3 separate regions of the Homo sapiens genome follow, and regions 1 and 2 are each linked to region 3. The links are chromatin contacts, found by Hi-C or POLR2A ChIA-PET in ENCODE. All regions are on one chromosome and are shown on one strand. Each heading gives the region's core, a stretch centred on a gene start or an enhancer-like site at or near the end of the contact. The rest is flanking DNA. Distances are from core to core; before and after follow the strand shown. Region 1 overlaps MBNL1 (muscleblind like splicing regulator 1). Region 2 overlaps MBNL1 (muscleblind like splicing regulator 1). Region 3 has its middle 19 kb from the start of LINC02917.

Region 1 (4,361 bases), core at 1,730-4,229, 180 kb after region 3:
CTAATTGTCTTCCTAAACAAACAGCAGCAGTCCTGTTGAGACATCTTCTCTCCTTACTTGAAAATTTATAATATGCCACTTTAGTTTTATAAACATTTGCTATAGCTATGAAATTTTTAACTTGAGCTTAAGCAACTTAAAATTGAGTTATAAAAGCAATATTGTCAGGTTAACATAGGAACTGCCTAAGACCTCTAGCCCTTGATGGGTGATAAGAAAACTAAATTGTATAGAATCTATTATTACTTATCTAATTTGCTATAAATAACACTGATAATACACTCTTTCTTAAGTGTACTATGTATGTTGAGTATATTTTTAAAAGAATAAGGGCTCTCATGGGTACATTGATGTTGTGGATCTGTTATCCCCGCTTTTTCCTTGAAATATTTTCTTTTTGTGAACAAGTTGTTTAGAAATAACCCTGTGATTATGCAGGTGTTGCTGGTCTTGAGACCCTGTCCAGGATTATATGCCCAAGGGAACAAAGGACAGTAGCTTTTTATGCCATCCATTGCACTTGAGTGCCCTTTTCCCCAGTGTATATGAAATGAACTATTTGGAAAATGGATAATTTAAAAATAGAAGTATCAGTTAACTAACAGTCAGATAACATTAGCAGTTATCTTGAAGTCACTGGCAAAAACAGAGTTTAAAAAAACTCTGGAAAAGGTTGTGGTTGATTGGTAAATGAGAATGTGTATTAGTATATGTAAACCAACCTGTGGTCTTCAGAGTAGCCATCATTAGAATCATCTGGGGAGCCTTTAAAATACACTTATGCCTGGGACCCAGCCAAAACTATCTAAATAAGAATTTCTGGGAGTGGAGGCTGGATGTAGGAATTTTTTATTTATAATATACAGTCATGGTCAAGGACCAGTGACTAAGCTTTACAGTATTGTCAAGTGATGTGATAGCTGGACACCCAGAAATGCCCTTCTGTCTCTTATTCATTCTACAAACATTTATTTGAAATGCTTAGGTTGCCAAAATATATAATTCCTAATCAAGAACAGTAGACAGACTTGTAGAAATTATCTATAATATAGCTTGGGAGGTGCTGAATTCACTACTGTGAGTTTATTCTACTTGGCAAGAAAAGAAGGGAGGGAAAGTGAAAGAAAACTTCTTTAGTAAGTGACATTTGAAAAGGGTCACTTCTCATAATCAAATTTAACCTATTAAAATGATTTACTTTTAATATCAACTCCTTTTAAAAACAGATGCCCAGTTTCTTAATGGTAAGTGAAATGAACATGAGTTGATTCTTACTTTGGCCTGAGGAAAGCTTTGTCACAGCTACTCTAGGAGCTACTGTTTCTTGAACACAATTTCCCAAGTGAAGGTACGGCTTGGGCAGGGAGTTTTGAGTACCTGCATAAGGTCATGTAGCTAGCGGGTGAGAGAGCTGCAATGAACACAGGTCTCATTGGTTCCTGGATATGTGTTCTTTCATTGCACTAAACTATACTATAGTCCAGTGAAAGAGGCTTCGTTTGGGTTAATTCATTAAAGGAGATTTGCGGCTGGACGTGGTGGCTCACGCCTGTAATCCCAGCACTTTGGGAGGCTGAGGTGGGCAGATCACGAGGTCAAGAGATCGAGACCATCCTGGCTAACACATCCTGGTGAAACCCCGTCTCTACTAAAAATACAAAAAAAATCAGCCGTGTGTTGTGGCAGGCACCTGTAGTCCCACCTACTCGGGAGGCTGAGGCAGGAGAATGGCGTGAACCTGGGAGGCAGAGCTTGCAGTGAGCCGAGATCGCGCCACTGCACTCCAGCCTGGGTGACAGAGCAAGACTCTGTCTCAAAAAAAAAAAAAAAAAGATTTACTAGAGGCTTTGTTGGGTTAGTTCATTAAAGGAGGTTTTAACTTGATGGTGAGCTGGCAAACTCTGACAAAGGAAATGTTGAAGGAACAGGAGAAAAGGATGCTTTCAAGCATCTCTGGAGAAATTGACCTGAGTGATGGGAACCAGGGGTTGCAAGGTAAAGAACGTGCTAGGAGAGTGAGAGCAGCCTGGTCATTTTCCTTTTCTGAGTACCAGACCATAATTGAGGCCCCTGTATATATTCCCCCATTTAATATTCACGTTATCCCTAGCCTGGTATTCTTATCCTCATTTTCATAGAAGAGGAGGTTACAATTCAATGAGGTTTAATAATTAACCCAAAGTCTCACTGTTCATAAATATCAAAGTTGGGATTTGAACAAGCAACTTTCTGATTTCACTTCATGTGATTTTTAACCATTGAGCTGGGACTGTATTGCTCTTTCCATGTCAACTCCTGGGACTGTTTCTCTGTGCTTGTCTCTAAGGCTTGTGTATATGAGAAGCTTACAAGCTTAGGATACAGATACCTCTAACAGGTGACCATATTGTTTACTTAGGTGGGAGCAGAGCCACAAATTTGTACTTGGATAACAGTAGTAAGCAGTTAACTGAGAAAAGGAGGAAATGGTAGAAGACTAGAGGAGAGAAAAATATATTTGAATGAAGAAAAAAATGGGGCTATAGTATGTCAGTTTATGGACCCTGAAAGAGATGCAAAAGGAATGTTTGAGAGCTGTTTTATTGGACAGAATATCCTATATTCTGAAATATAGTCAGGACTCATTCACTTGGTAAACACTTATGGGGTTTTCTTGGCCTGATATAGACTGTGGGCATGAGCCTCCTTCTGGAGGCTGTCACCAGGGAAGGAAGATGTGTAAACAGTGCCCAGTATTAGGAGAGGAACATGTACAAAATACAAAGGAAGATACAACAACTATTTCTAATAAAAGCCACCTGTTTTCAGCACAGGTAGAGAGTGTAGAAATCACAGATATATTCCTTTACTCACTTAATGCACCCGAGCAGAGTGTTTAGCAGATCCAGGCTTTCAGCCTAAATGTTGTTGGTGTGATAGCAAGAAAAAAAAAAAAATCGTGTGACAACCTTCTGTGCTTTCCCCTCTCACGTTCACATTCTGGTTTGTTAAAAAAAAAACTGTGTTGCCATGGCTGACGCTCCTGTGAGGCCCAACATCTCCATACTTTTCATCTTAACTAAGCACTTAAGAATATGCACTACAGCTTCTGATTGCCATTTAGAACAGAGCACCTTGTGATGACTAAGCTCTTTCAAGTATCTATGCTTAACGTGATGGCTTCAATACCCTTTTGCTATATAGACTCATCTGTAGATACTTGGTACAAGTTCCATAGTTTATAGTTGTCATCTATTTTTATTTGTATGTTTATTGTTAATATGGATCTTTTTCTGAAAAACTATTCAAGGATACTAGACACATACTGTATATGAAATGATTCTAAAAATTCTGAGACTTTTCTATTTTATTCTCAGTGGTAATTTTTAGGTAGTTTGTTGAGTGTTACTTTAGCTATTTGGGGAACTGCCCTAGAAAACCAGTGGAATTCTCTAGGTATGGGGGTGGAGTGCAGAGGAGGAGACAGGCTCAGATAACCTGTGTTGTGATACTGCTTTTTTTTGCCTCAAGAGATTTTCTTTACCCTTACTGCTTATGCTGTTGCAGTCCATCCAATAGAAACATGTTCTGGGCTCATGAGCCAATTTGTCTTTCCCCTCGCTGCTGCCTCAAGTCTGGGAGAGCTGATGGCAGTGCACAATTTTAGCAAATGGTCATAGGCAGGGGGGTGGGGCAGGGAGGGGAGTGTTTTCTCCATGGGGACAGAGCCAGTGTCATTGAGCACATTTTGTTCAAGTACAAAGTTGATCTGTCTGAAGGAGACTGTGGTCAGCAGTGGTGAGAACCTTTATTGCCTCACCTTTTCTTCGTGCTCTGTCATTGTTTATGTGAAGCAGTAGCATTTAATGGCTGGACTTGAGGCAGAATTTGTGAGGTCAGAAATTGACAGTATTTGTTTTTCAGTTAGGGAATCTCACAGATTTAGAAAGGAGTGCCAATGAAAAATTGGGAAAAAGAAAGGGTCTTTGTATTTGGCAAAGACAATGCAGAGCAGTGTAATATATACTAATTTCTGCATGTAAATGGCAGCCAAAATTTTACACATCTGCTACAGTTTAGAAAATTATTTAAGCACTAATTATATGCATAATATATGCTGTCCCATCTAGAAGGCTGAGTAGACTTCAATGGAAGAGTTACAGTGGAAATATTGACATAGGTTGTTGGAAACATATTACATAATATTATACTTTGAAATTTATCATGACTGAATAAGTGTTATCACTTTAGAGATACTTTACTTTATTTGTAGGGATATGTGGGATCTAGCAGGTACAAATACAACAAATGCCTCATATAAATACTAAGTAATGATGTTATTATTCTCAAGCTGACTTAACCAAAATGTTTTTCCTCTCTGA
Region 2 (4,217 bases), core at 1,262-3,761, 150 kb after region 3:
TTTTTAAAAGTGATTTTTGTGGGAGGTCAGAGTTGGATGGAGAAGGGTCATTTTCATTTTTGATTAGAGGATTCTTGTAATGACCTGATGAAAACTGCTCTGAGGGCATCTTCAGCTGGAAAGTATGTATTACTACTTTCTGTAATCAGGGTCAGCCACCAGTGTCTCCCAGGAGCACAGCAAGTAGTCATTTCCCAGCTCTATTATAAATCACTAAGTAATCACACTGCAGTGTCTTAAACCCATAGAGTTGACAGATATGCCTGGTATTCCCCTTATATGCCGTGACCATTCAAACTAGGGGGTCAACTTGGACTCAAAGTAAGCTGACTGAAAAATGGGCAGCATACGAATACCAGGAAAGTGAAATTGAAGTCACACTTATTAAATAATCTAGATCACATTTGCCAAACAAAGTGTTCACTGTGGATCTGAAACATGTAAAAATAAATGGAAAAGTAGAGGAAGGCTTCAGGGATGCTTGAGCTGTTTCTAACATGGCATGTATAAATTGCCACACCCACTGTCTTCTGCCCACTGGCGGCAAATCCTTTGTGTTCTCATAGGTCAAAAGAGGACTCAGGAAATGGAAGTAATTATTTTTCCCATGAGCAAAGAAGAGTTGATTTCATTATATTATTTCTTGGAACTTGTCTGTTATTTTCATATTTTATTTATGTGGCAAAGAAGATATCTTCTAAGACATGCATATTATAAGAAGTTGAGGTTATTTTTTGTTTGCCTGTTTGCTTTTTTTTCGCGACAGACTCTTGTTATGTTGTCTAGGCTGGTTTCAAACTCCTGGCCCCAAGCAGCCTTCCTTCTTCAGCCTCCCAAGTAGCTGGGATTACAGGCGTGTGCCACCACACTTACCCAGCGGAGTTGGGGTTGTTAAGCTACTTTTGAGAATCGTTGTATTCTGCAATGAATAAAGATGGGTTTGCCCAAAAGAAATTTTTTTCCTCAAGTAAAGCATTGGCACTAAAAGGCTCCTCTTGACAATCTGTTTATAGCTATTCTCACAATTAAGTGTGGAGAATTAGATTAATTCCATTGAAATCATAAATGCACTGCAATCTGTAGATTATCAGTTAGTTTAGATAAACACCACTGATTACTGTTGAATTATGCATACAAATATTTATAGCATCTTGTATAAGGTACTTGTAAAAATAAATAATGATTATAATAATAAAGATTTAGATCTGGGTGTGGTGGCTCATGCCTGTAATCCCAGCACTTTGGGAGGCCAAGTGGGGAGGATCACTTGAGGCCAGAGTTCAAGACCAGCCTGAGCAACATAGTGATTGGTATTAGGTCTTCTTCACATGTTTGGTAAAAATTCAGCAATGAAACCAGTAAGCCCCAGGCTATTCTTCTCAATATCTACAAACAAAACAAAAAAGTTAGCCAGGTCTTCGATGTGTGCCTGTAGTCCTAGCTACTTGGGAGTCTGAGGTGGGGGGATTGCTTAAGCCCTGGAGGTTGAGGCTGCAGTGAGTCGTGATTGCTCTGCTACACTCCAGCCGGGGTGATGGAGCCAAGACCTTGTCTCAAAAAAAAAAAAAGACTGAGTACTTAAATTTCTATATCTTTTTCCATCTTGAAAGGAATATTTTCCAACTGGTTTAATACTGTTGTTTAATAAGAATAAGATATATCCTTAAATTAAACAACAGTATTAACCAGATTTTGAGATGCAATGTTAGCCACATTTATTTCCCTTTAGCCTTCAGAAAAATCTAAGTTTAGATACCAATTCTTTGTTTCCTGGATAAATTTCTCCATTTTTCTTTATATATTTCTGCTCAGAACTCATACTGTCAGGCCGGTATCATACCCATGGTATCTTATATTCCAACTATAAGATGCATGAATATATTAATAAGTTTTTAGTTTTAAGTGTAGTATGACATACTTTACAAAAGTTTTCAAGTTCAGAAATAGTTTCTATTTATGATAGAAATATTTAAAATGTAAGATTTTTTTCTTGAGAAAAGACTATATTTTGTTAACTTTTTCGGATTATACAAGTATTTGACTCAGATGTCTCAGAAAAGTCTCACATATTATCTCGAGGAAACATACATTGAATTATGCTTTAATTGTTTATCTCCATTGTTTTAATCTTTTGTCTAATACAGTGATATAGTTTTCTCTTCATAGTTAGACTCTCTTAAAAAAGAAGCTCTTGAGAGTGTAGTTATGTGTGGTTCATCCGTAAAATAAGAAGCTGTTTTAGAAGTAAAATGTGATGTTTATGGTGGACAAGACTTGCTGACTAATGGTTGTTGGAAATTTTCCATTTGTCAGATTGTTATGTAGATGATCATATATTAAATATAGCTAAGAGGAGAGCAAAAGCCCAAGGAATCTAAAGAACATTTTTTTTTGGCTAATAGTATGTTTTTAGGAATAAGAGCTGCTGTAAAGAATGCAGAAGCCTCATGTCATTAGCTGCACGTCCATCTCCTAGCAGATGAGCTGAGGGGTGCCACGCACTCTCTCTATATATATACGCACACACACACGTGCATGCGCACACACACACATACACACACACATACATATATATCTCTTCTTGGGGAAAATGGGTCTCGCTGCTTCACCTGAAGTCTGCATGCTTTTTGTTCCCTATTTTTTGCTAGTTTCATTTCCTCACTTCCTCTTTTCCCTTTTGTTCCCTTTTCCCCGTACTTCCCCTAGACTTAAAATGTTACATGAAGTTGAGTTTGTGGCTAGTGATTTACATGCGAACTTGTTGTTTTAAAACAAAGCCCCAAAACTGTGGCAGTGAGGATAATACAGCAAAAACAGTGAGGCTATTCCAAGTAGTTGAAAGATTTTCATTGTGAGTGAGAAGCCATTAATGATGGTTGTGGTTGTTCCTTTTTTCAAAGGTTTTCTCATTTTTGATAAGATGATATTTTACTACATTTAATAGAATTATGCTTAGATAAGATGCTTTTTTCATTGAATTGGCCTGGTCCTTGTTTTTATGTGGGCCTTTGAATCTGGGTTGATTTGAAACTACCTACTGCTGTCCTCTATACTGTCTGCAGAGACCTGAACCTGTAGATCATATAGAAGTCGTGTAATAGCTAGGACCCATCAGGTGGTTATAGAACCGAAATTAAATTCAAGCCCCAACACCTCCACTCGTCAGCCATAGACCGTTAGTAAATTAACCTGTTAATTTATATTGTATTATCTCTTATTTGGGGACAATAAAAGGCCTATTGAATAGAATTTTAGGGTCTAATACATGTGAAGCTCTTAGAACTGTGTATAGTACACATTATATAGCAAGAAATGTTTGTTGTCATTATGTGTTCAAAGGCAAATTGTTGATGGAATTGAAACCTATATTGTGACACACATTAACATATTTGGAGGCCACATTCATGTTTCAGAATCTTTGGTATTGTTTAAAATTATTTAACATTGAGTAAATTAACTGACTTCTACAGTGACCTAAATTTGATCTATGATCAGATCTATCATGTTAATCTATTGTTTCATAATAGGTTGAGCTATCAAATGATGGACACAAGGATAAGGTATAGGAAATCTTCGCTTACTGTCTTCCGTGGATTCTTGGAAACTATGACTTGACATGAAATGGAGTATAACAAAACCAATTGTTTTTCTCATTAGTGTTATAACTAAATGACCTTGAAGGAAACGATATTATTTGAGGACCTGCTGTATATTGTTTTATGTAAAGTAACAGTTTCTAAGAACCTATTGGTGATGTTAAGTGAGGACTAACTATATTAAGAATGTTTCAGGCCATGTGGGATGGCTCATTCCTGTAATCCCTGTGCTTTGAGAAGCCAAGGCAGGAAGATTGCTTGAGGCCAGGAGATCGAGACCAGCCTGGGCAACATAGCAAGACCTCATCTCTACAAAAACAAAACAAAACAAAAAAACAATTCACTAGGTGTGTTTTCTAGCTACTTGGGAGGCTGAGGTGGGAGGATCACTTGAGCCTAGGAATTAGAGGCTGAAATGAGGCACAATTTCACCACTGCACTCCAGCCTGAGTGATAAAGCAAGACTCTATGTCTATTTTTTTTAAAAATTAATGTATGTTCTAGCTACTCAAGAGAGATATAGTAATGTACTTTTTAAAAATATTTCTATTTTGCATGATAGCTCCTACCAAGAAACGGGTACAATATAATGCAACAACATGTTTTTAATGCTACCTCTCT
Region 3 (4,189 bases), core at 296-2,795:
CTGGGCTACTTTGGCTCCATTTCTAAGATATGGGCCCTTCTGTGAAATTTACTGGATGTTTTTTGTATTCAATAAGGCATCTCTACTCTGGCTAATCGGAATTCAAAAAACTACCAGTTCTGTGCGAGTTCTGTGAAGTGTTCATCTTACATAATTTTTCTCTTCCTGGAAGATATTTCTAGTTTTGACTCATGGGACTTCACAGTACTCATGCATATTTGGTGTTCAGCCAAAGAATTATAAGGATCTCTAGCCAGATTTTGGAAGTCTTTCTCCACTTAGTTCCTTTATCTCAGGTACTTTGCCCCACAAATTCTAACTGCTGCAGCCTCCCAAATTGGGATATTTGTCCCCCCAGTTCAATGAGATTCCCAGGCTTATTCTGGTTTCCTCATTCCTTTGCTGCAGCTTGAAAAGTACCTTCAAACAAAATGCTCCTCATTTGTTTCTTTTTTCAGAGACCATTATCTGCACTGCCTATGGTCCAGGGTCCGTCTTTCGTTTTTTCCTTCCAACTTTTATTTTAGGTTCAAGGGGTACATGTGCAGGTTTGTTACATGGGAGAATTATGTGTTGCTGGGGTTTGGTGTACAAATGATTTAATCACCCAGATACTAAGCATAGTCTCCAACAAGTAGTTTTTTAGTCCTGACCCTTCTCCCACCTTCTACCCTCAAGTAAGCTCCGGTGTCTGTTGGTCCCCTCTTATAAGTTTCCAACTTACAAGTGAGAACGTGCGGTATTTTGTTCCCTTTCCCTGCATTAATTGACTTAGGTTGATGGCATCCAGCTGCATCCATGTTGCTGCAAAGGACATAATTTGATTCTGTTTTATGGCTGCATAGTATTCCATGGTGTATTGTACTGCATTTTCTTTTCTTTTCTTTTTCTTTTTTTTTTTTTTTTTTTTTTTTTTGAGATGGAGTCTCGCTCTGTTGCCCAGGCTGGAGTGCAGTGGCACGATCTGGGCTCACTGCAAGCTCCGCCTCCTGGGTTCACGCCATTCTCCTGCCTCAGCCTCCTGAGTAGCTGGGACCACAGGCGCCCGCCACCACGCCTGGCTAATTTTTTTTGGTATTTTTAGTAGAGACGGGGTTTCGCAGTGCTAGCCAGGATGGTCTCGATCTCCTGCCCTCGTGATCCGCCCGCCTCCGCCTCCCAAAGTGCTGGGATTACAGGCATGAGCCACCGCGCCCGGCCTGTACTGCATTTTCTTTATCCAGTATACCATTGATGGCCATCTAGACTGATTCCATGTTTTTGCTATTGTAAAATGTGCTGCAGTGAACATACATGTGCATATGTCTTTATGGTAAAACGATTTATATTCCTTTAGGTATATAACCAGTAATGGGATTGCTGGGTTGGAAAGGTAGTTCTGTTTTAAGTTCTTTGAGGACTCTCCAAACTGCTTTCCACTGTGGCTGAACTAATCCAGTTTCTAAAAATAAATATTTTCTATATTTACTCAGTTTTCTAGTTGTTTATGGGTGAAAGTTAATTCTACACTCTGTCACTCCCCCAGGGCCAGAAGCAGAAGTCTCCTGGTTTTCAAGCATGACTTCCTATTGTGCTTATGGTTTCACTTCAGTTGCTTTTAACACACAAGATCCTGTCTTACCACTGTACTTATATGTATACAAAATTAAAACATTCCTGAATAAGTGATTGTTTTTGCTTAGGTTATTGCTTTTCCTATTCTCAAGAGAATCTAAAATATTTTTTGATCTAGATTTTTGACTGGAATATCAAACCACTTTTGAGACAAGAGGCTTTTGTATTTGAGATGGAGAATCAGGTGGAGACAGAATTAGAACTGTTCACTCACAGTTCCAATTATTAGTGGTGGTATCTGCAGATTCAGGCTGCCATAAGAATAACTCAAATCTCAGTGAGAATGAAAGTATGATATTATATAGATTTTTATTATAATTAGTTAATTATAAGATAAGAGAGAAAATTTTCTCTTGTTGGTTGCTTTCTCTTCTAGGTGTTATCTATTACTCTGTTTTCGGTGAAACCCAGGATTATGTGACAGAAAGTTTTTGTATGAAAACTCCTTGAAAATCAGTTTTAAATGTAGCTACAAAGTTAGGCAGTTACTACCATTCCAAATTAGGAAGAAGATGTAGCTGCAGATCTAGTTAGGCAGAAATTATCACTTTTTTTACCTTTGAAGATGAGAAATATAGAACTATTACCAAAATTGATCTTAATGTAATAATCATCATGAAGCATTAGTGAACATATAAGTTAATAGCTTTGTTCCATTTGAATCAGAAAATTCACAGATTCTATGTAGTGCCAATGGTGCCAAGATTATATTATATCATTGTTTTAAAATTATTATTCATATCTCTATAATACAATTCAACCGGAAAAAAATGATTATTTTTTTAGAGTCAGGGTCTTGTTCTGTCACCCAAACCGGAGTGCAATAGCACAATCAAAGCTCAATGCAGTCTCAAACTCCTGGCCTCAAGTGATCCTCCCACCTCAGTCTCCCAAGTAGCTGGAATTACAGGCGCACGCCACCAAGCTAGGTTAAATTTTTTTATTTTTATTTTAGTAGAAATGGGGCTTTACTATGTTGCCCAGGCTGGAAAAAAAAAATGATTTTTATGTGCAGAATTAAGATGCTGTGTGCCCTAGAGGAAGAAGAATGCCCAAGTGATTTTTGGTGTTGACCTAAACCTTTATTCAAGAACACTCACCGTTTAATAATAATGTTTTACTGTATACATTTGTAAGTACATAAACCACATTTTAAAAAATGCTCATCTATTCCTAAAAATCATCCTAAGTAAAGTTACTAATTGAGTCAGGTAAACAGCAAAGACCTTTTTGTGACATATTTCAGAGTGAAATACCCATGACTTTTAACTTTAAACATTTAGCAGCATAAACAGTGGTAAGTTTGTCTTAGACCATTTGGAAAATTGCCTGGAAAGAGTTTGGGTCTTAGAAAGAATTTTGCTTCAACGTGAGATCTGTGAATTGGAGAGCTGTGAAACACTGTGCAGAGAGGCACCAACACTTTCCCGCCCCCTTTATAGTTAGTTGTAGGACTTCCTTGTAACAATACCCCTTTTGAAAACACTTTTACAATAGATGATAATGCATTGATTTAGTCACATTTCTAGTCTTTTGTAGTACAGTTAAAGATTGTATTGTTTTCTTGACCAAGCTAAAATAAAACAGATGCAAGTAAATCAGACAAAGATGTGAATTTGGCATATGAGTGGACACGGTAGAATTAATATTTATTCCTTATTGTTCAGTTAAGCAGTGTTAAACATATTCAGTTAATATGAACAAGGGGGTAATGCTTTCATAGTAAAAACTGCTAAATTTTGTAAATTTTGAAATTTAATAACTTAAACATTTGAAAAAGAGAGTAATGGGCAGAAACATGATACTAAAATCTGGAACATCTACTAAAGAGTAGAATAGTTCATACACTGAATCACTCATTCAACAAATACCTGTGAATGCTCTGTGTGTGTGTGTGTGTGTGTGTGTGTGTGTGTGTGTAATTATAAATATTTTTGTGCTAAGTGATATGGGGAATGCAAATTATATTAGGTCAAAGTACAGCCATCACCAGTCTAATATTCACTGTGATGGGAAAATAAGACACTATTAGTGCACAACAAAGTGGAATTTATTTATTTATTTATTTTTAAATTTGTACAGATTCAGGAGGTACATGTGCACGTTTGTTACTTGGATATATTTTGCAGTGGTGGACTTTGGGCTCAGTCTCCTGCCTTTTGGAGTTGGAAGTGTTTAAATGTTAAACTCTTCTGGAAACATCCTCACAGACAGACCCTGAAATAATGTTTTACCAGCTATCTGAGCATCCCTTAGCCCACTCAAGTTGACACAGAAAATTAACCATCACAAATGTTTTCAAAGGAGAAAAAACTAAGTTTTAGCTGAAGAAAGACAAAAAGACGAAATTGGTGCTTAGGTCTATGGATTGTGATGATCTCGCTTTGCAAAAACATCTGGATATACTATGAGATCATGCTGGAAGATCCTCAGATTAGTTCTCAAGAATCTATGAGAGTTTAAATAGGAAGCAAATACTATTTTCATTTTAAGAAGGTATTTATTTTTCTTTTTAAAAAATATATTCTGGATAAATTTTTTAATATTGATGTCATAACCAAAATTTTACCAGGGT

Evidence for each region. Hi-C counts contacts between places; a loop is a spot of excess contacts on that map. ChIA-PET counts read pairs that join two places held with the same protein, here RNA polymerase II (POLR2A). Pooled maps may share reads with other maps.
Region 1: a loop to region 3 is called in a pooled map, with 1.9 times the contacts of the local background. The contact joins two enhancer-like sites. A Hi-C loop is called at or near these places in 1 of 50 pooled maps. POLR2A ChIA-PET finds 5 or more read pairs at or near these places in 4 of 52 experiments (BJ, GM12878, OCI-LY7 and 1 more).
Region 2: a loop to region 3 is called in a pooled map, with 2.4 times the contacts of the local background. The contact joins two enhancer-like sites. A Hi-C loop is called at or near these places in 1 of 50 pooled maps. POLR2A ChIA-PET finds 5 or more read pairs at or near these places in 3 of 52 experiments (T-cell, activated CD8-positive, alpha-beta T cell and activated T-cell).

What each region holds. Positions count from the first base shown.
Region 1 is chr3:152,400,217-152,404,577 of GRCh38, forward strand. The region is part of intron 2 of MBNL1 (muscleblind like splicing regulator 1); the gene reads left to right. Among named protein-coding and RNA genes, the nearest start is that of MBNL1-AS1, 130 kb to the left of the region's middle. Within about 2 kb of position 2,980, at least 20 of the 41 ENCODE cell types and tissues checked have a DNase peak (open chromatin) inside an H3K27ac peak, as active enhancers do.
Region 2 is chr3:152,374,265-152,378,481 of GRCh38, forward strand. All of the region lies in intron 2 of MBNL1 (muscleblind like splicing regulator 1), which reads left to right. Among named protein-coding and RNA genes, the nearest start is that of MBNL1-AS1, 110 kb to the left of the region's middle. Within about 2 kb of position 2,512, at least 14 of the 41 ENCODE cell types and tissues checked have a DNase peak (open chromatin) inside an H3K27ac peak, as active enhancers do.
Region 3 is chr3:152,222,371-152,226,559 of GRCh38, forward strand. No RefSeq gene overlaps it. Among named protein-coding and RNA genes, the nearest start is that of LINC02917, 19 kb to the left of the region's middle. Within about 2 kb of position 1,546, at least 2 of the 41 ENCODE cell types and tissues checked have a DNase peak (open chromatin) inside an H3K27ac peak, as active enhancers do.